2 separate regions of the Homo sapiens genome follow, and region 1 is linked to region 2. The links are chromatin loops, found by intact Hi-C in ENCODE. Cell type or tissue: body of pancreas. All regions are shown on one strand. Links, peaks and the distances in the headings refer to the core of each region. The heading gives the core; the rest is flanking DNA.

Region 1 (9,914 bases), core at 1,287-9,286, 170 kb after region 2:
CCACTCAGCCTCCAAAACAGTGGGATTACTGGCCTGCGCCACCACACCTGGCCTAAATTTCCCTCTTTTATAAGGACATCAGTCACATTTGATTAGAGATCACCCTATACCAGTGTGACCTCGTCTTAACTGATTACATCCGCAATGACTGTATCCAAATCAGGTCACGTTTTGAGGTCCCAAGGGGTTAGGACTTCGGCATATGAATTTGGATTGTGGGGTGGGGGGAACACGATTGAACCCCTCACTGGATGAATTCTTGAGAATGGGCAGCCAGAAAAAGACCTGATTGAGGCCAAAGAGCAAGCGATGTTGGGAGCTTAGGAAAGAGGGTTCTGGCCGAGGGGCCGGGGAGCCCCAGGTCAGTGCACGCCTGCTGTGCGCCAGCTGTTCTGATTCTAGCCTGACTGAACATGACAGTGTCCAGAGAGAAGAGGAAAGCAGAGTTCCCATGGTCCTTGGAGACACCTGTCCTTGGGAGGCATCAGAGCTTTCCCCAGCATTTGGCTCTAGGGCACTTCTCCTCTGGGGCTTCATCCAGGGACGGCAGTAGGTCCAGTCAGTGCCAGCCTCAGCTCCGCTCCACTGGCGCCAGGGTCATGGTTTGGCAGGCCCCCAAATACTGCCCCAGTCCAGACAGGTCTGCAGGGAGCCAGGGCAAGCCCGGACACTAGGGGAGGCTGGGGGCCAAGGCAGCCTCTTTTTCTCTGGGGACAGCACTGGCAGCCCCTGACCCACATCATGGGGTGAGCAAGTGTCCCCAGAGCTCCTGTCCACAGGCTGATGGAGGTGCCCCGGGCCTGGGAGCAGCACGGCTTCCCCAGAGACCTCATGGGCTCCGTAGTGACATGCTCCCTCGATTCCCACCGCTACCAGGCAGAGCTGGCCTCCAGCCCCACACTCCTCTCCTCGTGGGGCTGTCCTGTTCCCCTGCTGGGCCGCCCACTGCCCTATGAGCAGGGGCAATGTCTGTTGTTCCTTCTCTGGAACATGATAGGAGCTTCTCAGAGGATGCTGTGTGTGTGTTCTCAGCACGCAGATTCTGCCCAGTGACTCCTGAGTGGCGGCTTCTCCCTGCGTTCTGGTCTCAGTTACCTTGGCTCATCAGTTCTGTGCCCCTCACTCAAAGGGAATGAACTTCCTTTCGCACAGGTTCAAGTCCCCACCCTTCTCGGGAACACATCTCCTGCTCCCTCCTCCATATCCCAGCCTCCTGACGAGGCTGTGAGTCCTGCCAGGCTGCCCCTTCACAGGCAGAGGGGTTCCACTGTGGTCCTTTTCTTCCTTCTGGGCCCATGGGGTCTGCACGGCCGTCAGCGCCAACCTGAGAAAGCACCGAAGACCTTGTCTTGCATTGGCCTCCGGGCTCCCCTCACCACCCTCTCCACACGAATGATGAATGTACCATTTTGTCAAAGCACCCAGAAGGTTCTCTTCAGTTTTCTTTGATTTTGCAAAATATAAATCCAAAAGGCATTGAGTCGTTTAATATTGAACACTTGAGTGGATTTGAGTACAAACTCGGGGTCCTCCCAGAACTCACAGCCCCTGTCAGGGCTTCTGTGGCGAGCTTGCTCTTTGGCAGGGGAGTCTCCTGTGTTCCCAGTAGCTCCCAGCTTGCTTGCCCGCTGCAGCACGGGCTGCTTTCAGGCACCAGGACCTCTCTGGCACCGGCTCACTGTCCAGCACATCAGAGAGGTAGCCACACACAAGCTGCGGGCCCTCAGTTGCTGGGCTTTGTGACATAGGAGTCACGCCTGCCTCCTTGAGGATGGTGAGCACCCAGTGAGGAAGCACTGCCAGGCATCCTGGCTCACGGCCCATCCCTCAGTGAGCTTGCCACCATGCGGCTGCAGGCGGTGAGCGTCAGTGATGATAATCGTTCCCTGCATGATTTCTAACACACAGTGTTGGCTTTTCCTAACCCAGCATTCAACACCCTCCTCAATGCTTTGGCCACGTGCCTGTACTAATCTCGGAAAGTGGTTGTGTTCCCAAGGTGTCGTATGCTCGCCCGAGCTCAGAGGTGATCAAAGACGCCAACTTGTACATCAGCGGGCTCCCGCGGACCATGACCCAGAAGGACGTAGAAGACATGTTCTCTCGGTTTGGGCGGATCATCAACTCGCGGGTCCTCGTGGATCAGACTACAGGTACCAGAGGGGCCCCAGACGCGTGGGGAGGGTGTTCTCTAGGTGGGGGCTGGGTTTTCTAGGGAAGGCAGATCACCGTTTGATTTTAAATGTCATTAGTTATTCCGCAAACGAGGACAGCACCAAAATGAGAAGACGTTGGCTTTGGTTTGAGGAGGCTGAGGAGGTAAGATGGCATTAAAAGAAGCTGGGGATATCTGGGCGTGGTGGCTCACGCCTGTAATCCCAGCACTTTGGGAGGCCAAGGTGGGTGGATCACGAGGTCAGGAGATGGAGACCAGCCTGACCAACATGGTGAAACCCTGTCTCTACTAAAAATACAAAAAATTAGCTGGGCATGGTGGCGGGCGCCTGTAGTCCCAGCTACTCGGGAGGCTGAGACAGGAGAATGGCATGAACCCGGGAAGCGGAGGTTGCAGTGAGCCGAGGTCTTGCCACTGCACTCCAGCGTGGGTGACAGAGCGAGACTCCGTCTTAAAAAAAAAAAAAAAAAAAGCTGGGGATTAGGCCAGCATTTCATGTACAGTGAAAACGCCAAGAGATTCTAGCACCTTCCCTCAGGCACCCAAATGTGCTGGCCTTGCCCATGAATGGGGTGAAAAGGACACTGCAGGCCGGGTGTGGTGGCTCACGCCTGTAATCCCAGCACTTTGGGAGGCCGAGGTGGACGGATCACCTGAGGTCAGGAGTTTGAGACCAGCCTGGCCAACATGGTGAAGCCCCATCTCTACTAAAAATACAAAAATTAGCCAGGTGTGGTGGCAGGCGCCTGTAATCCCAGCTACTCGGGAGGCTGAGGCAGGAGAATCGCCTGGACCCCAGGAGGCGGAGATTGCAGCAAGCCGAGATTGCGCCACTGAACTCCAGCCTGGGCAGCAGAGCGGGATTTCATCTCAAAAAAAAAAAAAAAAAAAAAAAAAAAAAGGATACTGCAGCCAGGTGCGGTGGCGCGGGCATGTCATCACAGCTGCTCAGGAGACTGAGGTGGGAGGATTGCTTGAGCCCAGGAGTTCACAGCTGTGGTGAGCCGTGATCGCGCCACTACACTTCAGCCTGGGCAACAGAGCAAGACCCTGTTTCTTAAAAAAAAAGAAAAAGAAAAAAAAAGGCTGCTGCACATTTGTCCACTGTGGCTTTCGTTGCAGGCATTTGGGGTGCAGTAGTCTGATGGCCCAAATCCCCAGAATTCGGATGCCCCTCTCTGGGGAGCACATCTAAAGTGCACAGAGCACATGGCAGCGAATTCCTCTAATGGGCAGGCAATCCTGGCCACTTTGCTGGCCCTCCCAGTCCGTCTTGGCACTGGATGTGGGCTCTGGGCTTTGTGTGATGCCGTCAGGCAGAGATGAGCAGGGGACATGTGCACGCCCACGGCTGTGCTCCGGCCCTACTGCCTGGCCCGCCTGCCGCACTAGGCTAGGAACTAGTGCCCCACCACATCCTTTGCCAAGCCCTGCACGTGGCCCCGCCTGGGGGACAGGGAGCTCGGGCCACCCTGAGGGGATTTAGGATCGCTCAGCTCTGTTTGGGGCAGGAGCAGGAGTCTGCTAACTAACCAGCAGGGAAGAATCCACTCCCTGAGCCTAGTGAGGCCCATGCGTTGTATGGGTGGTTTTCATATTCTTCCCACACAGACTGTGTGTGCCGCACCTTGGCTGTGATGTTGAAATAACACCGAGTAGTTGGGCCACAGAAAGTCATGCTCTGAGGTGACCTCTTTTTGAGAGAACAGCAGCACTCCCCCAGCAGCCCAGAGCCTCGCCTTTCATGTGCACACAGGTGGGGCCTTCCTGGCCTGCAGGCTAGAGGGGCATGCACATTGTCCTGCGTCCCCTGAGCTGCGTGCTTTGGGGTGGGCGGCCTTATCAGTCTCTCTTCCTCCTCCTTTCCGGCTGTAGGAACCCCACCTGGCATGCACTGGCCCTGCCGCTGCCGGCCTTCGTTCCCGCTGGGGCCCGAGGAGGGGAAGGGCCCCTTTGCACTTCATGGGGGCCCTGGGAGCTTCCTGTAGCCTAGCACAGACTCGCGCCCTGGCACCGGGCAGTGCCGAAGGACAGGGCTCACTCGCACGGCCGCCGCCATTCTGCCTTTGCTCTGGGGAGAGGGTCGGGGGATGCCAGTTACTCGGTGTAAACTCCCCTGGTCTGCACCAGAAGAGTCTCCTGTGGTCCCTGAAGTCCTCTCACTTAAGTGCCAGCTGAGCGAATGATCCTGTCAGTGGGCCAGTGTGTGGGTTTATTGCCCCCCATTCTGCACTGGGGCATCTGAGCTGGCTGTGCAGGGCCCAGGGCCGGGGGAACCAACCTCACTGGCCCACAGTCCACTCCCCTCCTCCTCTAGACCCCACATGCACTGCTCTGCCTCGGCCTGTCTGTGTCCAGTATGGCCCTGATGAGGGAAGCCTGTGCTCCACTTGGAGCCCCCAATGCCTGAGAACATGCCTCCAGCCACCCAACTCTCTTGGGGCCTTCCCTAGTCTCTCAGGCACACACGGGCCACAGGCAGGGGGAACTCACCTCTGCACACAGCTGCTGGGGGCATTGCTTCCTTTCCCTCTGCAAGATAGTGTCTCCCAGGGTGTTGGGGGCACCTTAGTATTGCGCCCCCAGGGTCGGCTGTGAACCTCAAGGTGGCCTAAGGAACCTTTGTCATCTTTGCAGAGCAGTGAGGGAGGCAGAGAGAAGGGAGCCAGGAGGGTCTCCCGGCTCTGCTTCCCACCCCAGGATGCAGAATTGGTGGGAAGGTGAGGCTCCCATCCCAGGGCTGTAGCTCCCTCTGCTGGAGACAGAGTGTGTGTGGCAGGCCAGCCTGTGTGGAGTTTGCCTTCCTGTGACGGGCTTTTTAGTGTTAAATAGATGAGGATGGCCGGGCGCGGTGGCTCACGCCTGTAATCCTAATACTTTGGGAGGCCAAGGTGGGAGGATTGCTTGAGCCCAGGAGTTCAGAACAGCCTGGCCAACATAGCGAGACCCCCAACTCTTTTTTTAAAAAAAGAGAAAAAAAATCCCACCCTGAGCTGACAGAGCTTAATTTTTTGTATTCCTTCGCTTCTATATCCACCTTAATTGTGAACTTTATAGTGTATTCATCTGGAGATTATGCCGTTTCTTGGACTCTGCTGTTAAATTCTAAAAAACACAAGGGGGCCGGGGGCCGTGGCTCACGCCTGTAATCCCAGCATTTTGGGAGGCCAAGGTGGGTGGATCACCTGAGGTCAGCAGTTCGAGACCTGCCTGGCCAACATGGCAAACCCCATCTGTACTAAAAATAGGCCGGGCACGGTGGCTTATGCCTGTAATCCCAGCACTTTGGGAGGCCAAGGTGGGCGGATCACGAGGTCGAGAGGTCGAGACCATCCTGGCCAACATGGTGAAACCCCGTCTCCACTAAAAATACAAAAACTTAGCCAGGCATGGTGGCAGGCACCTGTAATCCCAGCTACTGGGGAGGCTGAGGCAGGAGTATCGTTTGAACCTGGGAGGCGGAGGTTGCAGTGAGCCGAGATTGCACCATTGCACTCCAGCCTGGGCAAAAAGAGCGAAACTCCATCTCTAAATAAATAAATAAAGTAAAATAAAATAAAAATTAGCCAGGCATGGTGGCAGGCGCCTGGAGTCCCACCTACTCGGGAGGCTGAAGCAGGAGAATCACTTGAACCGGGGAGGTGGAGGTTGCAGTGAGCTGAGATCGTGCCATTGTACTCCAGCCTGGGCGACAGAGCGAGACTCCATCTTAAAAAAAAAATTAAAAATAAAAAACACTAGGGGAAGAAAAAAACAAAAAATGCAGAGCCATCTTCAGAAAGTATACATCCATTAAATAATTGAGTGAATTGATATCCCCCTCTGCTAAACAGCATCCCTCCTGCCCCCCTTACTAGAGCTTTCTTCCTTTCACTCAGGCAGTTTGCATTTGAAAGCCACTCTACAACCCCAGACGAGGAAGCCACACTTGCACACGTGCCTTCTCTCCGCTGGGCCGCAGGGTCTTTAGAAACAGAATGAAGCCATCTGCTTGGAGCCAGCTTCCCTACGAGCCGGCCAGCGTCAGCTCTCAGTCGTATTTGCCTAAAGTTCGATTTTCATTTAGGTTTCCAAGACTGACTAAGCTGTCATTCGTGTCGTGAGAGACTCAAAGAAAACAGCATCTGTCAGGGTTGTGTTTTCAGGTGTTCCTTCTGAGCAGCAGCTCAGAAATGAGCTTGAGCCCCAGAATATTCCTGGCACGTGTGCGTAGCGCTAGGTCTGACCTTACTAAAGCTGCTGTCTCTGTGCTCACGGGGGGCCTGCAGTGTCGCGATTGTGGGGGCAGCTGGCGGGACCCTCTGGGAAGTGGTGGAGTAAGGTGCCGTGTGAGGCGTGGAGACAGGACATGGGGACAGTTGGGTGCCCGCTGGACAGGTCACCCAAGGCCCCGGGCTGCCTGGCTTTGGTCGTTGTTTGTTACCATGCACCAGAGGCCTTTGCCTGGAGAAGAAACCTGACTTAAGACACCCTTTGACTGGAAGTCTTTCTTTTTCCTTAAGAGGTGAGATCTTACTGTGTTGTCCAGGCTGGTCTTGAACTCCTGGCCTCAGGCGATTCTCTTGCCTCAGCCTCTGGAGTAGTTGAGACCACAGGCATGAGCCTTGGCCTGGCTTGACTAAAAGTCTTGAGAACCAGGGTGTTTGGGTTGGGCTGTCTGTGACGGCCTCTCCCACTGGGACACACCCGTGACTCCCGCCTAGTGATGTCACTCTCAGACTGGCCTCTCAGCTGTCACCTCTCCCACCCCTGGGCCTTCCCCTGACTCCATCATGTCCTTGCCCCCAGAGAAGGAGCTAGTGCGCTGCTCAGTGTGCCCTCATCCCCATCCCCCTCATCCAGTTTCCAGCCCGCTTCCCAGGTTCCTCAAGGGACGGGCTACTCATGTTTCCCTCCCGGGCCTAGTGTATGGACAGGCAGGGGTGCAGGACAGCCATGCTCTCCTTCCACCCGCCTTGCTCAGCATCTCACACCCATGCCCAGCTGACCAATGTCCCCCATAGCAGGACGGTCCTCAGGTCTCACACTGCTCCGTCCAGGGATTGGGTTTAGCCGGGAACCCGGGACTGGCCCTTGGGTGGCTCAGTTGAGGTGGCAAGAGAAGATGCCCTCTGGGCTTGGCTGCTGGGGCCCTGGCCCTTCCCATACAGGGACCCCAGGCCTGCCTGGCGAGCCTGTGGATAGGTTCAGCTCTGCTGTATGAGCCTGGGCAGTGTTCTGGCCTCATTTGATTCTGATGGCAATTTGGGGCCCACGGGAGGGGTGTAGGACCTTAGAGTGGAGTATCCCAAGACAGGAGTGAGGTGACAGCAGCAGCATGGAGCTGGCAGGGGGTGGCCACAGGACCCTACTCCCTCCTGGCATGAAGGAGAAGGCATGCAGGCTGAGCTGGGCACCTTTGCAGCAGGCTCGGCCACGAGGCCTGCTGTCACAGCGGGCCCAGAGACAGCAGCCAGGAGAGTGGCCCCTGAGCCCAGGGAGGATCTCTCAGACGCAGTCCCCACTCCAACCCTGTTACCCACCAACCACACACCACACCCACGCACCCACTCTGTGGCGGACACCTGGCAGCTAAATAGTGACGGTGGATGTGCTGTTTCCTAATGTTGCTTTCTTCCAAATAAGAGGCCTGGGTGTCTATTGGGGATGTCTGTCACCAAAATATCTTTGGGCGCCAACACTGTGGAGTCATGGCTTCAGCCGGGAAGAAAGTCTGAAGCTTTAATCTTCTGTTAGTCATTGGTTTTCTTTACTCCATCCATTTGTTTTCACTTTTAGGTTTAATTTTTGTTTATTTCCTTAACCAGACTTCTAGCCTGGCCCACAGTAGACTGACCTGACTTTTGCTTTTCAGTTTTGAAAGTCCTAGCGTTTTTCCCCCTAACTCCGTTTTTGTTGATTTGTTGAAAAGGTTTGTCCAGAGGGGTTGCGTTTATCCGGTTTGACAAACGGTCGGAGGCAGAAGAGGCAATTACCAGTTTCAATGGTCATAAACCCCCAGGTTCCTCTGAGCCCATCACAGTGAAGTTTGCAGCCAACCCCAACCAGAACAAAAACGTGGCACTCCTCTCGCAGCTGTACCACTCGCCAGCGCGACGGTTCGGAGGCCCCGTTCACCACCAGGCGCAGAGATTCAGGTGGGTCGGGAGGGTGCGCGCTCCTGAAAGCCATACTTAGCCCCGCTGGCAGGCGACGGCACAGCCACAGAATAGAAACCACGGGGATGATAGACTGATCCCGTCAGAGAGCGCGTTTCAGAATCATTCTGCAGCTCCACACCACAACCTCCATCAGAAAGGTGTCTGTAGGAAAGCCGTTTACTTCCGATTGGGCGTTGTCTTTCATGGGAATCAAAACAGTGACTCCAGGCTGGACACAGTGACTTATCCCTGTAATCCTAGCACCTTGGGTGGCTGAGAGAGGAAGATCGATTGAGCCCAGGAGTTCAAGACCAACCTGGGCAATATTGCGAGACCCCATCTCTACAAAAAATACAAAGCTGGCCAGGCATGGCGGTGCGCTCCTGTAGTTGCAGCAACTCAGGAAGCTGAGGTGGGAGGATTGCTTGAGCCCAGGAGGTTGAGGCTGCAGTGAGTTGTGATCATACCACTGCACTCCAGCCTGGGCCACAGGGCCAGAACCTGTCTTTTTTTGTTTTTATTAAAAAAAAAAAAAAGACAGCACCAGTCCCCACCAGTTGCTGTGAGCGTGAGCACTTAGAGCTTCAGCACGCAGTTCCTAGTAACAGCAGAACGGAGCCGCGAGCTTTAAAGATGGTTTCATGCCCAGTGTGGGGGAGCACACACCTGTAATCTCAGCTCTCAGGAGGCCGAGTTAGGAGGATTACTTGAAGCCCCGAGTTTGAGCAGCCTGGGCAACAAAGTGAGACCCCTGTTCCTACAAAAAGTAATGAAAAAAACTGGGCATGGTGATGCTGGCCTTTAGTCCCAGCTACTCAGGAGGCCATGGTGGGAGGATCGCTTGAACCCAGGAGGTGGAGGCTGCAGTGAACTATGATTGCACCACTGCACTGCAGCCTGGGTGATAGAGTGAGACCCTTTCTCTAAAAAATAAATGAATAATGAACGTCTCATATCTGTGGGAGAAAAGATGCTGCCTTAGGTATACTCGGGTGAGAGTAGATCTTCCAGCATTCTTAGACATTTGATCAGCAGCCCTAAGGCAAACCTTTTTCAAACACCTGCCTCGTGGAGTCATTTGTATTGGTGAATGTTGTATGTATGCATTCTGTTTATAAGCCCTGTCCTAGAGGGGAGGAGTTTTCCCGGATTCCTTAGTCTTTCCATCCTGAAAATGGTTCTGGCTGCCAGGATGAAGTGGGATAGAGGCGATGAGAGTCAGGGCCTTGGACTCCAGGATGTGGTGTGCTGTCGCCTCAGAAACAGCAGAGGTCTCAGTGTCAGGGCTGTTTTGTTTTTGTCAAAACCTCAAGGAGTGGCATCGAGGGCTTATCTCAGGTATGACAAGGATAGATTTCCCTTTTTTTTTTAATTTTTAATGTTTTTATTTTTTGTTGAGATGGGGTCTCACTGTGTTGCCCAGGCTGGTCTTAAACTCCTAGCCTCAAGTGATCCTCCTACCTCAGCCTCCCAACGTACTGGGATTATAGGCGTGAGCCCGGCCCCATCGTTGTTTTAACAGTGAAGCTGGGTGGGCGCTGCCCAGTGCCACACATGCTGCTGTGAGAGGTGTTATTCTCATGGCTGAGTTACCCAGC
Region 2 (9,914 bases), core at 1,237-9,236:
CCTTTTTTTTTTTTTTTTTTTTTTTTGAGATGGAGTTTTGCTCTGTTGCCCAGGCTGGAATGCAGTGGCACCATCTCAGCTCACTGCAACCTCCGCCTCCCAGGTTTGAACAATTCTTCTGTGTCAGCCTCCTGAGTAGCTGGGATTAAAAGAGCCGGCCACCATGCCTGGCTAATTTTTGTATTTTTAGTAAAGATGGGGTTTCACTATATTGGACAGGCTGGTCTCGAACCCCTGACCTCAGGTGATCCACCTGCCTTGGCCTCCCAAAGCGCTCGGATTACAGGCGCTAGCCACTCAGCTCAGCCTCAGTCTTATTCAACCTGGGCCAGATCCTGGGGATTCCTGGGTGAAGACAGGCTTGCTGTGAACCCCAGCTCTCTCTGCTGCTGGGGGACCTCCAGCCATCACCCTCTCTCCTCCACAGCCATCTGTGACCGCGGCTGCCACAATGGGGGTCGCTGCATTGGGCCCAACCGCTGCGCCTGTGTGTATGGCTTCATGGGACCTCAATGTGAGAGAGGTACCAAGCATGCGCGGGTGGGAGGTAGACAGGGGACTCGATGGAGGAAAGGGGGTTTCCTGGAAGTCCCTGAGACATGGCCAGGCCTTGAAAGGAACCAGCTGGCCTCCTTCCCGCATTTGGGGCAGTCTGAGGACATTTCTTTCATTTGCTCATCTGTTCTCCAAAACATCTGCTATTCACTGGCTCTGAGCGAGCACCTGTGTTGGAGTCTGGTAGGAAAGAGAGAGGATGTGCCAGTCTGAGGGGCAGGGAGAAGAAACTGCAAGCAGAAGATTCTTATCTGGGGGTGTCAAGGCTAAGACAAGGGTTGGGGCAGCCCTGGAGCATGTGAAGGACAGAGAAACCATCTGCTCCATGGAAGGGAGTCAGGGAGGGCTTCCTGGAGGAGGGGACCCCTCAGCTGGATCTGGTAGGGTGGACTGGACTTCATGAGATGGGCAAACCCCCTCTTTATTGCACCCTAATTCTCTCTTTTTTTTTTGAGACAAAGTTTTGCTCTTTCGGGCTAGAGTGCAGTGATATGATCTCGGCTCACTGCAACCTCTGCCTCCCAGGTTCAACCAATCCTCCCGCTTCAGCCTCCCGAGTAGCTGGGATTACAGGCATCCCCACGCTCAGCTAATTTTTGTAATTTTAGTAGAGATGAGGTTTTGCCATGTTGGCCAGGCTGGCCTCGAACTCCTGGCCTCAAGTGATCTGCCTGTCTCAGCCTCCCAAAATGAGCCACCACACCCAGTCACCCTAACTCTTAAAAATGATCCCATTTTTAAGACGGCTAAGATAGGTGGGGTCACCTGCTGAGAGGTTGTTACCAAAATTAAGAGGGTGGATGTACCAGGAGTTTGAGATCAACCTGGGTAGCATAGTGAGACACCCCCCCTCTCTAAAAAAAGTAAAAAATTAGCCTGGCATGGTGGTGCATATCTGTAGTCTCAGGCTGAAGTGGGAGGATTGCATGAGCCCAGGAGTTCAAGGCTGCAGTGAGCCGTGGTGGTGCCACTGCATTCCAGCCTGGGTGACAGAACCAGACCCTCTGTCTCTTAAAAAAAAAAAAGAAAGAAAGAAAGAAAGAAAGAAAAGAGGCCAGGCACTGTGGCTCATGCCTGCAATTCTAGCATTTTGGGAGGCCGAGGCGGGCAGATCACTCGAGGCCAGGAGTTTGAGACCAGCCATGGCCAACATGGCAAAAGCCATCTCTACTAAAAATACACAAAAAAATGTAACTGGGTGTGGTAGCGCGTGCCTGTAGTCCCAGCTACTTGGAAGGCTGAGGCATGAGAATTTTTTGAACCTGGGAGGCAGTGAGCCAAGATCGCACCACTGTACTCCAGCCTGGAAGACAGAGCGAAACCCTGTCTCAAAAAAAAAAAAAAAAAGAAAAGAAAAGAAAAAAGGAGAACGGACACAGTGATGTCTTTCTTGTGAGCAGTGAGGTGTGGCAGGGACGGGGAGAGAAGAAGGAGGGAGTCAGGATGAACCCAAGACCTGGTGAAAACTGGAGGGAAGGTAGTGGCGCACCCTGGCAGGGAGGAGGAGGACTCTGAGCTCAGTGTTGGCCGAGGGACTTGCAAGTTGTCTGGGAAGCAGCTGGACACTCAGGCCTGGGGCTGAGATGGCGGCGTGGGCTGCCCCATCCATGGGGACTGAAGCCCAGGGTGCCGCTGAGGATCCCCGTGAGAGAAGGAAGGGCCAGCAGAGACAGCCACCTGGGCATTTAAGCCTGGACAGAAAAAACCGAGCCCACAGGAGGCTGAGAAAGAGAAAGAGAACCGGAGTGGGTGGCGTCAGGGACATCCAGGCTTGTGAGATTTTCAGATGCAGAGGCATCTGGGTGCCTAATGTGGTGTTTCAGCCCAGGAAGGTGAGGATGGGCACGACCCGGGGACTAGAAGCTGGAGGGGCTGGGGAAGTGACCTGGGTTTGAGGGTGGGCTTCTGGAAACTGCAGAATTAGAACATGGGCTTGTTGGAGGCGGGCCAAGCTCTGGGTGGCAGAAGAGTGAGGGGGAGGGGGAGTGGGGGAGCTGCCAGGAATTACGTTTTGGCTTGGGGCATCAGGACAGCTGGGGGGTGGGGGTCTCTGTGAAGCCCCTCCTCCTTACGGGGCCTGAGTTGGGGGTGAGTTTGGCTTCTTCTCTTGGGAGCGGCTGCCCTTGTTTGAGAGCTAACTCCTTTATTGGAAACATCTGGGAGAAGAGAGCCAAGAAGTCACATCTGGGCTCATGTACTGGGGTTGGGGGAACCAATGCGGTCACCTTGGGCTGGGCCTGATGGGGATTGGGGATGTGATGTTGGGGGTCCAGAGAATTTAGGCAGATAACAGATCCTTCCCCAAATCTGGGCGATATGGCAGGGCCAGGCGTGTGCTCAAGGACTAGACATGCTTTTTAGCTGGGCATCCGTGGGTCCCTGCCCAGGCCTGAAGGGAGGATAGGCCTGGGGAAGGAGTCCCATCAGTTCAGACAGGGTGTTCACACAGGCCCTGAGCTTTATTGGCTTGGAGGTGCTGGTCTCTTGGAAGTTGGTCAGGAAATGCTTTGAAGAAAAAGGGTTTTGAAGGGTGAATAGGAGTTCGTTAGGTAGGGAAAGGGGAGGAAAGATATTCTATTTAGTAAGGGAGCAGCATAAGTAAAGCCTGGTCTGTGGGTGCAGGGGCCGCTGAGAAGGTGTTAGAGACGCAGAGATCTCCAGACAGGGGCAGCCCTCAGCCAGGTACCCACATCTGTCTGCCCTGCAGATTACCGGACGGGACCCTGCTTTGGCCAAGTAGGCCCCGAGGGGTGCCAGCATCAGCTGACGGGCCTCGTGTGCACCAAGGCACTTTGCTGTGCCACTGTGGGCCGTGCCTGGGGCCTTCCATGTGAACTTTGCCCTGCACAGCCACACCCCTGCCGCCGCGGCTTCATCCCCAATATCCACACGGGGGCCTGCCAAGGTGAATAGTGGGGTCAGGGCTGAGTGGGAGGCCTTAGCTGCCTTGGTTCTTCCCTCCGATGGGCCTCTCACTCCCCTGCCGGGCTTTGTCCTTGCAGATGTGGATGAGTGCCAGGCTGTGCCAGGCCTGTGCCAGGGAGGCAGCTGCGTCAACATGGTGGGCTCCTTCCATTGCCGCTGTCCAGTTGGACACCGGCTCAGTGACAGCAGCGCCGCATGTGAAGGTGGGTGACTGGAGGGGGACAACCTGAGACCTCCTCTGTGACTCATGACCTGGGGGGCTCAGGCTCCCCTGCAGGAAGGCAGAGGGGTCAGGCTGGTGAGGTGCCCAGTTCTGACCTTGTCCCTGTTTATGTAGATGTGAATGAGTGTCTCAGCCTGTCCGGCCTCTGTTCTGGGGGTGACTGCACCAACACTGTCGGGAGCTACGTGTGCACCTGTTCCCAAGGTTTTGCCAGCAGCCTGGATGGCACCCACTGCCTGAGTGAACCGAGGGGCTGGAGCGGGAGAGAGTGGGTAGGAGAGAGACCCCTTGTTCAGCTGTCTGTCTCTCTCTTTTTTTTTTTTTTTTTTTTGAGACAGAGTCTCACTCTGTTACCCAGGCTGGAGTGCAGTGGTGTGATCTCAGCTCACTGCAACCTCTGCCTCCCAGTTCAAGAGATCCTCCTGCCTCAGCCTCCCAAGTAGCTGGGAGTACAGGCGCACGCCACCACGCCTAGCTAATTTTTTTTTTTTTTTTTTTTTTTGAGACGGAGTCTCGCTCTGTCGCCCAGGCTGGAGTGCAGTGGCGCGATCTCGGCTCACTGCAAGCTCCGCCTCCTGGGTTCACGCCATTCCCCTGCCTCAGCCTCCCGAGTAGCTGGGACTACAGGCGCCCGCTACCACGCCCGGATAATTTTTTTGTATTTTTTTAGTAGAGACGGGGTTTCACCGTGTTAGCCAGGATGGTCTCGATCTCCTGACCTCGTGATCCGCCCGCCTCGGCCTCCCAAAGTGCTGGGATTACAGGCGTGAGCCACCGCGCCCGGCTGGCCAACTCCAGACTTTCTAGGTCTCCACCACTGGGGGCCATCACAGCTGGCATTGGGGGTAGCTGTGGATACATCCCCTGGACTGCGGGGGGTCCTCTCTCAGCTGCTAAAGACCAGTCCTTGGATTGGACAAACCAGCCTCTGAACATAGGCTTTGGAATCAGTCTGGGGCTCCCACCCAGAGCTGCTCACAGACCCTGTGGCCTTGGGCAAGTGACTTAACCGCTCTGTGCCTCAGTTTCCCCATCTGTAAAATGGTAGATAATAGCAGTACCTAGCTCAATGAAGATTGAGTAAGATATCATTTGGGGAGTAATTTGCAGAGGGCTGGTACCTAGAGGATACTTAATACACATTCATGGACACCAGGTAATGTTGGGGCTGTGGCCACTTAGCTCACAGTATGTACTTACAGCAATGACAGGATCATTTTTGTTAAAATTCTTTTAACACATTCTTACTCTGTCCCCCAGGCTGGAGTGCAATGGCACGATCTCGGCTCACTGCAACCTCCGCCTCCGGGGTTCAAGTGATTCTCCTGCCTCAGCCTCCCCAGTAGCTGGGATTACAGGCACCCACCACCATGCCCGGCTAATTTTTGCATTTTTAGTAGAGACGGGGTTTCACTGTGTTGGCCAGGCTGGTCTCAAACTCTTGACCTCAGGTGATCCACCCGCCTCAGCCTCCCAAAGTGCTGGGATTACAGGCATGAGCCACTGTGGCTGAGCATTTTTGTTGAAATTCTTATATTCTGTCTCTCTTGCTTGAGGGACTGTTGCCTGTTGGGTCCCCTGAGATTGGGAAATCGAGTTTCCCGTCCTCCTCTTGCTTTTGCAGCTGTGTGACTTTGGAGGAGTCTGTTGATCTCTCCTCGTCTGGGCAGGCCCAGTCCCCTTTGAGGGGCTATGATAAGGCTGAGAACGAAAAACCCTGACTCCCACGCACGTACCTGGGGGGCCCCCAGGTGCAAGGGGAGGGGACCAGGGAGGTAGAAACATTTGCATGTTTTCCCAGCTCGGGGCAGGTCAGGGGTGGCTCTCAGTGGCCCTCCCAGCTGCTGGGAGGAGTTTTTTAAACTGTGGGCCACCAGCCAAGGTTTGTGCATTTTTAAGCCTAAAAATATGCTCTTTAAGCCAGAGCCTGAGAAATCTGATCGCTGCATAAAGCCATTGACCTTGAGGGCGCAGTGGGAAGTGGAAGAGTGTTGGTGGTTCTCATACCTGGGGAGCCTGTCTGCCTCAGTCACCCCGGGGGCTGTAGCCGTCAATCCACCCCTCGACTCCTTGGGGCCCCTCTCTGAAATTCACAGTCTCGTAGGCTTCTGCATAATGCCTGAAGCCAGCAAGCAAAGACACACAGCTGCAGATCTCCGTGTCCCTGCCTGGTATCCCACTGGGGTAGTCCTTCCCCGCCAATGGGTCTTCCTTAGTGTGGTTGGATGCCTGCAGCGACGGGGAGCTCACTACCTCTGTGCGATAACTTGGAATCTTGGTAACAAGAGATGGCACTGAGCGAGCATTGGCCATATGTCAAACTTTTCTATTTATTTATTTATTTATTTTTGAGGCGGAATCTTGGTCTGTGGCCCAGGCTGGAGTGCAGTGGCACAATCTTGGCTCACTACAACCTCTGCCTCCCAGGTTGAAGTGATTCTCCTGCCTCAGCCTCCCAAGTAGCTGGGATTACAGGTGTGCGCCACCGCACCCGGCTAATTTTTGTATTTTTAGTAGAGACTGGGTTTCGTCATGTTGGCCAGGCTCTTCTTGAACTCCTGACCTCATGATCTACCCGCCTCAGCCTCCCAAAGTGCTGAGATTACAGGCGTGAGCCACTGCGCCCGGCCCTTTATTTTTTTTGAGACGGAGTCTCGCTCTGTTGCCCAGGCCGGAGTGCAGTGGCATGATCTCAGCTCACTGCAATCTTTGTCTCCTGGGTTCAAGCAATTAGTGATTCTCCTGCCTCAGCCTCCCAAGTAGCTGTGATTACAAGTGCCTGCCACCACCCTTGGCTAATTTTTGTATTTTTAGTAGACATGAGGTTTCGCCATGTTGGTCAGGCTGGTCTTGCACTCCTGACCTTAAGAGATCCTCCCGCCCCAGCCTCCCAAAGTGCTGGGATTACAGGTGTGAGCTACTGCATCTGGACTATGTCAGACTTTTCATCCAGGTAATACTTTTCCCGGGTGAGGTGGATGCTCCAAGCATCCCCATTTTATGGAGAGGAAACTGAGGCACAGAGCGGCAAACAGACCCGTCCTACAGGCAGTGCTGCTACAGCTGGAATTTGGATCCAGGTCTGGTCACTGATGTCCTGTGCTCATGGGCTCACCCTCTGATCTTTTGCAGACTACCGGGCCGGCGCCTGCTTCTCAGTGCTTTTCGGGGGCCGCTGTGCTGGAGACCTCGCCGGCCACTACACTCGCAGGCAGTGCTGCTGTGACAGGGGCAGGTGCTGGGCAGCTGGCCCGGTCCCTGAGCTGTGTCCTCCTCGGGGCTCCAGTGAGTAAGAGCTGCAGCCTGCAGGGCTGTGGGTGAGGAGGGGACAGGGGAGGGCCAAGGGCCTGGCCTCAACCCTGCTTCCTTGCAGATGAATTCCAGCAACTGTGCGCCCAGCGGCTGCCGCTGCTACCCGGCCACCCTGGCCTCTTCCCTGGCCTCCTGGGCTTCGGATCCAATGGCATGGGTCCCCCTCTTGGGCCAGCGCGACTCAACCCCCATGGCTCTGATGCGCGTGGGATCCCCAGCCTGGGCCCTGGCAACTCTAATATTGGTGAGGCCTGGGGCTTGGGAGGAACATTCCAAGACTTGAAGGATGGTCCTGGATCTGGGGAGAGAGCTCCAAACAGGGGACGGTGTCCAGGCCTCAGAGAGAGGGTTAGGGCTTTGGAGGGGGAACTCCTGGCCTGGCTAGTAGGGATGACAGTGCTAGTAGTGGATGGGGATGGAGGTAACTGGAGAATCTGGTCCTCAGAGTTAGGTTTTGGGCTGGACACAGCGACTCATGCCTATAATCCCAGTACTTTGGGAGGCCGAGGTGGAAGGATCACTTGAGGCCAGGAGTTCGAGACCAGCCTGGGTGACATAGCAAGACCCTGTCTCTACAGCAAATTGAAAATTAGCTAGGTGTGGTGATGCCCACCAGTAGTCCCTGCCACTCAGGAGGAAGAGGCAGGAGGATTGCTGGAGCCCAGGAGTTGGAAGCTGCAGTGAGCTGTGATTGTGTCACTGCCCTCCAACCTGGGTGACAGAGTGAGACCCTGTCTCTAAAAATAAATAAATAAATAAATAAATAAATAAATAAGTCAGAGTTCGGGCTTTGGGTGGGGAGTTTGGGCCTGGTGTGGGGGTCTGTCATGTAGGATTTAGGCCTGGGGTGGGTTCTTGCCCCATAATGAGGATTTGGGCCCAGAGTGGGAGTCTGGGCATCTCTGGGACCAGGTTAGAGGGATCTAGGCTCCAGATTGAAGGGATCTAAGGCTCCATTTTGGAGGGATCTAGGCCCCAGGTTGGAGGGATCTAGGCTCCAGGTTGGAGGGATCTAGGCTCCAGGTTGGAGGGATCTAAGGCCCCAGGTTGGAGGGATCTAAGGCCCCAGGTTGGAGGGATCTAGGGCCCAGGTTGGAGGGATCCAGGTCCCAGGTTGGAGGGATCTAGGCTTCAGGTTGGTGGGATCTAAGCCCCAGGTTGGAGATATCTAGGCCCCAGGTTGGAGGGATCTAGACCCCAGGTTGGAGGAATCTGGGTTCCAGGTTGGAGGGATCTAGGCACCAGGTTGGAGGAATCTGGGTTCCAGGTTGGAGGGATCTAGGCACCAGGTTGGAGAGATCTAGGCCCCAGGTTGGAGGGATCCAGGTCCCAGGTTGAAGGGATCGAGGTGCCAGTTTGGAGGGATCTAGGCTTCAGGTTGGAGGGATCCAGGCCCCAGGTTGGAGGGATCCAGGCCCCAGGTTGGAGGTATCTAGACCCCAGGTTGGAGGGATCCAGGCCCAGGTTGGAGGGATCCAGGCCCCAGGTTGGAGGGATCCAGGCCCAGGTTGGAGGGATCCAGGTCCCAGGTTGGAGGGATCCAGGCCCCAGGTTGGAGGTATCTAGACCCCAGGTTGGAGGGATCCAGGCCCAGGTTGGAGGGATCCAGGCCCCAGGTTGGAGGGATCCAGGCCCAGGTTGGAGGGATCTAGGTCCCAGGTTGGAGGGATCTAGATCCCAGGTTGGAGTTCTGAATCTAAGGCAGGACTCTCCATGAGAAAGAGGGCAGGATCTGAGCCAGGGCAGGGTCCCAGCCTTAGAGGGGGTATCTGGGCCTAGAGAGGTGAAGCCCAGGCTCCAGACTGGGGCGGGGCCAGCCACTGCTCAGATGCCTCTGCCGGCCCCACCCGTAGGCACTGCTACCCTGAACCAGACCATTGACATCTGCCGACACTTCACCAACCTGTGTCTGAATGGCCGCTGCCTGCCCACGCCTTCCAGCTACCGCTGCGAGTGTAACGTGGGCTACACCCAGGACGTGCGCGGCGAGTGCATTGGTGAGCCGCGGCCAGGTGGAAGGGGGGGCGGTTCTCACTGCCCTGCTCGTGCTAGGGCTCAGGGTCCTCTCCCCTCAGATGTAGACGAATGCACCAGCAGCCCCTGCCACCACGGTGACTGCGTCAACATCCCCGGCACCTACCACTGCCGGTGCTACCCGGGCTTCCAGGCCACGCCCACCAGGCAGGCATGCGTGGGTACGGCTGTCCATCCAAGAGTAGGGGTGATGTTGTTGGGGGTTCTGGCCCAGGCTTGGAGGGTGGGGAGCACCTCTTGACTGCCCGCCTGCCTTCCCCGCAGATGTGGACGAGTGCATTGTCAGTGGTGGCCTTTGTCACCTGGGCCGCTGTGTCAACACAGAGGGCAGCTTCCAGTGTGTCTGCAATGCAGGCTTCGAGCTCAGCCCTGACGGCAAGAACTGTGTGGGTGAGTTGGGGGTGGGCGGGTGGGCAGGGGCTTCCGGGCCCCACTAGCTGCCTTTTACAGCCACCTCAAATCTTCACTGTGCCCCCAAACCCACCTCCCTCCCTACGACGTCTCCTCTGCTCACCTCTGAACCCAGCAGCCCACCTGAGACTCTTCTTATCCCCTGACCACCCTGACTCTCCCCTTCATTTCCTCCTTCCTGAATTTATTCCGTGAATCACAAAAAAGGACCTTTTGGAGCCAGTCTTGGTGCCTTATGCCTGTAATCCCAGCACTTTGCGGGGCTGAGGCAGGAGAATCTCTTGAGCTGAAAAGGTTGAGGCTGCAGTGAGCTGTGATCGTGCCCCTGCACTCCAGCCTGGCTGATAGAGCGAGACTCCATCTCCTAAAAAAAAAAAGAAGTCCGAGTGTAGTGGATCACGCCTGTAATCCCAGCACTTTGGGAGGCCGAGGTCAGGAGTTCGAGACCAGCCTG

What was found. Hi-C counts contacts between places; a loop is a spot of excess contacts. Peaks named below come from ENCODE experiments on the same cell type or tissue, not always from the same donor. Only the 100,000 strongest peaks of a DNase experiment are listed, where the experiment ranks them.
Region 1: a loop joins it to region 2, with 2.2 times the contacts of the local background. A loop is called at or near these places in 3 of 110 quality-filtered maps.

The regions. Positions count from the first base shown.
Region 1 is chr19:7,965,964-7,975,877 of GRCh38, reverse strand. ELAVL1 (ELAV like RNA binding protein 1) reads left to right here. Exons shown (of 6, transcript NM_001419.3): 4 at 2,000-2,153; 5 at 8,088-8,313. Among named protein-coding and RNA genes, the nearest start is that of TIMM44, 27 kb to the right of the region's middle. RefSeq lists enhancers at 4,533-4,582, 4,633-4,742, 5,964-6,577, 6,578-7,190. In body of pancreas, for the core only: a CTCF peak has its summit at 4,929 (motif pointing left); a DNase peak (open chromatin) is centred at 4,937.
Region 2 is chr19:8,135,486-8,145,399 of GRCh38, reverse strand. It overlaps FBN3 (fibrillin 3), which reads left to right. Exons shown (of 64, transcript NM_032447.5): 6 at 428-523; 7 at 3,263-3,460; 8 at 3,558-3,683; 9 at 6,836-6,988; 10 at 7,077-7,259; 11 at 8,869-9,012; 12 at 9,091-9,210; 13 at 9,314-9,439. Among named protein-coding and RNA genes, the nearest start is that of FBN3, 9.1 kb to the left of the region's middle. RefSeq lists enhancers at 1,639-2,183, 3,488-3,989. In body of pancreas, for the core only: no CTCF peak of the experiment used is centred there; DNase peaks (open chromatin) are centred at 3,569 and 5,579; H3K27ac peaks cover 774 bases.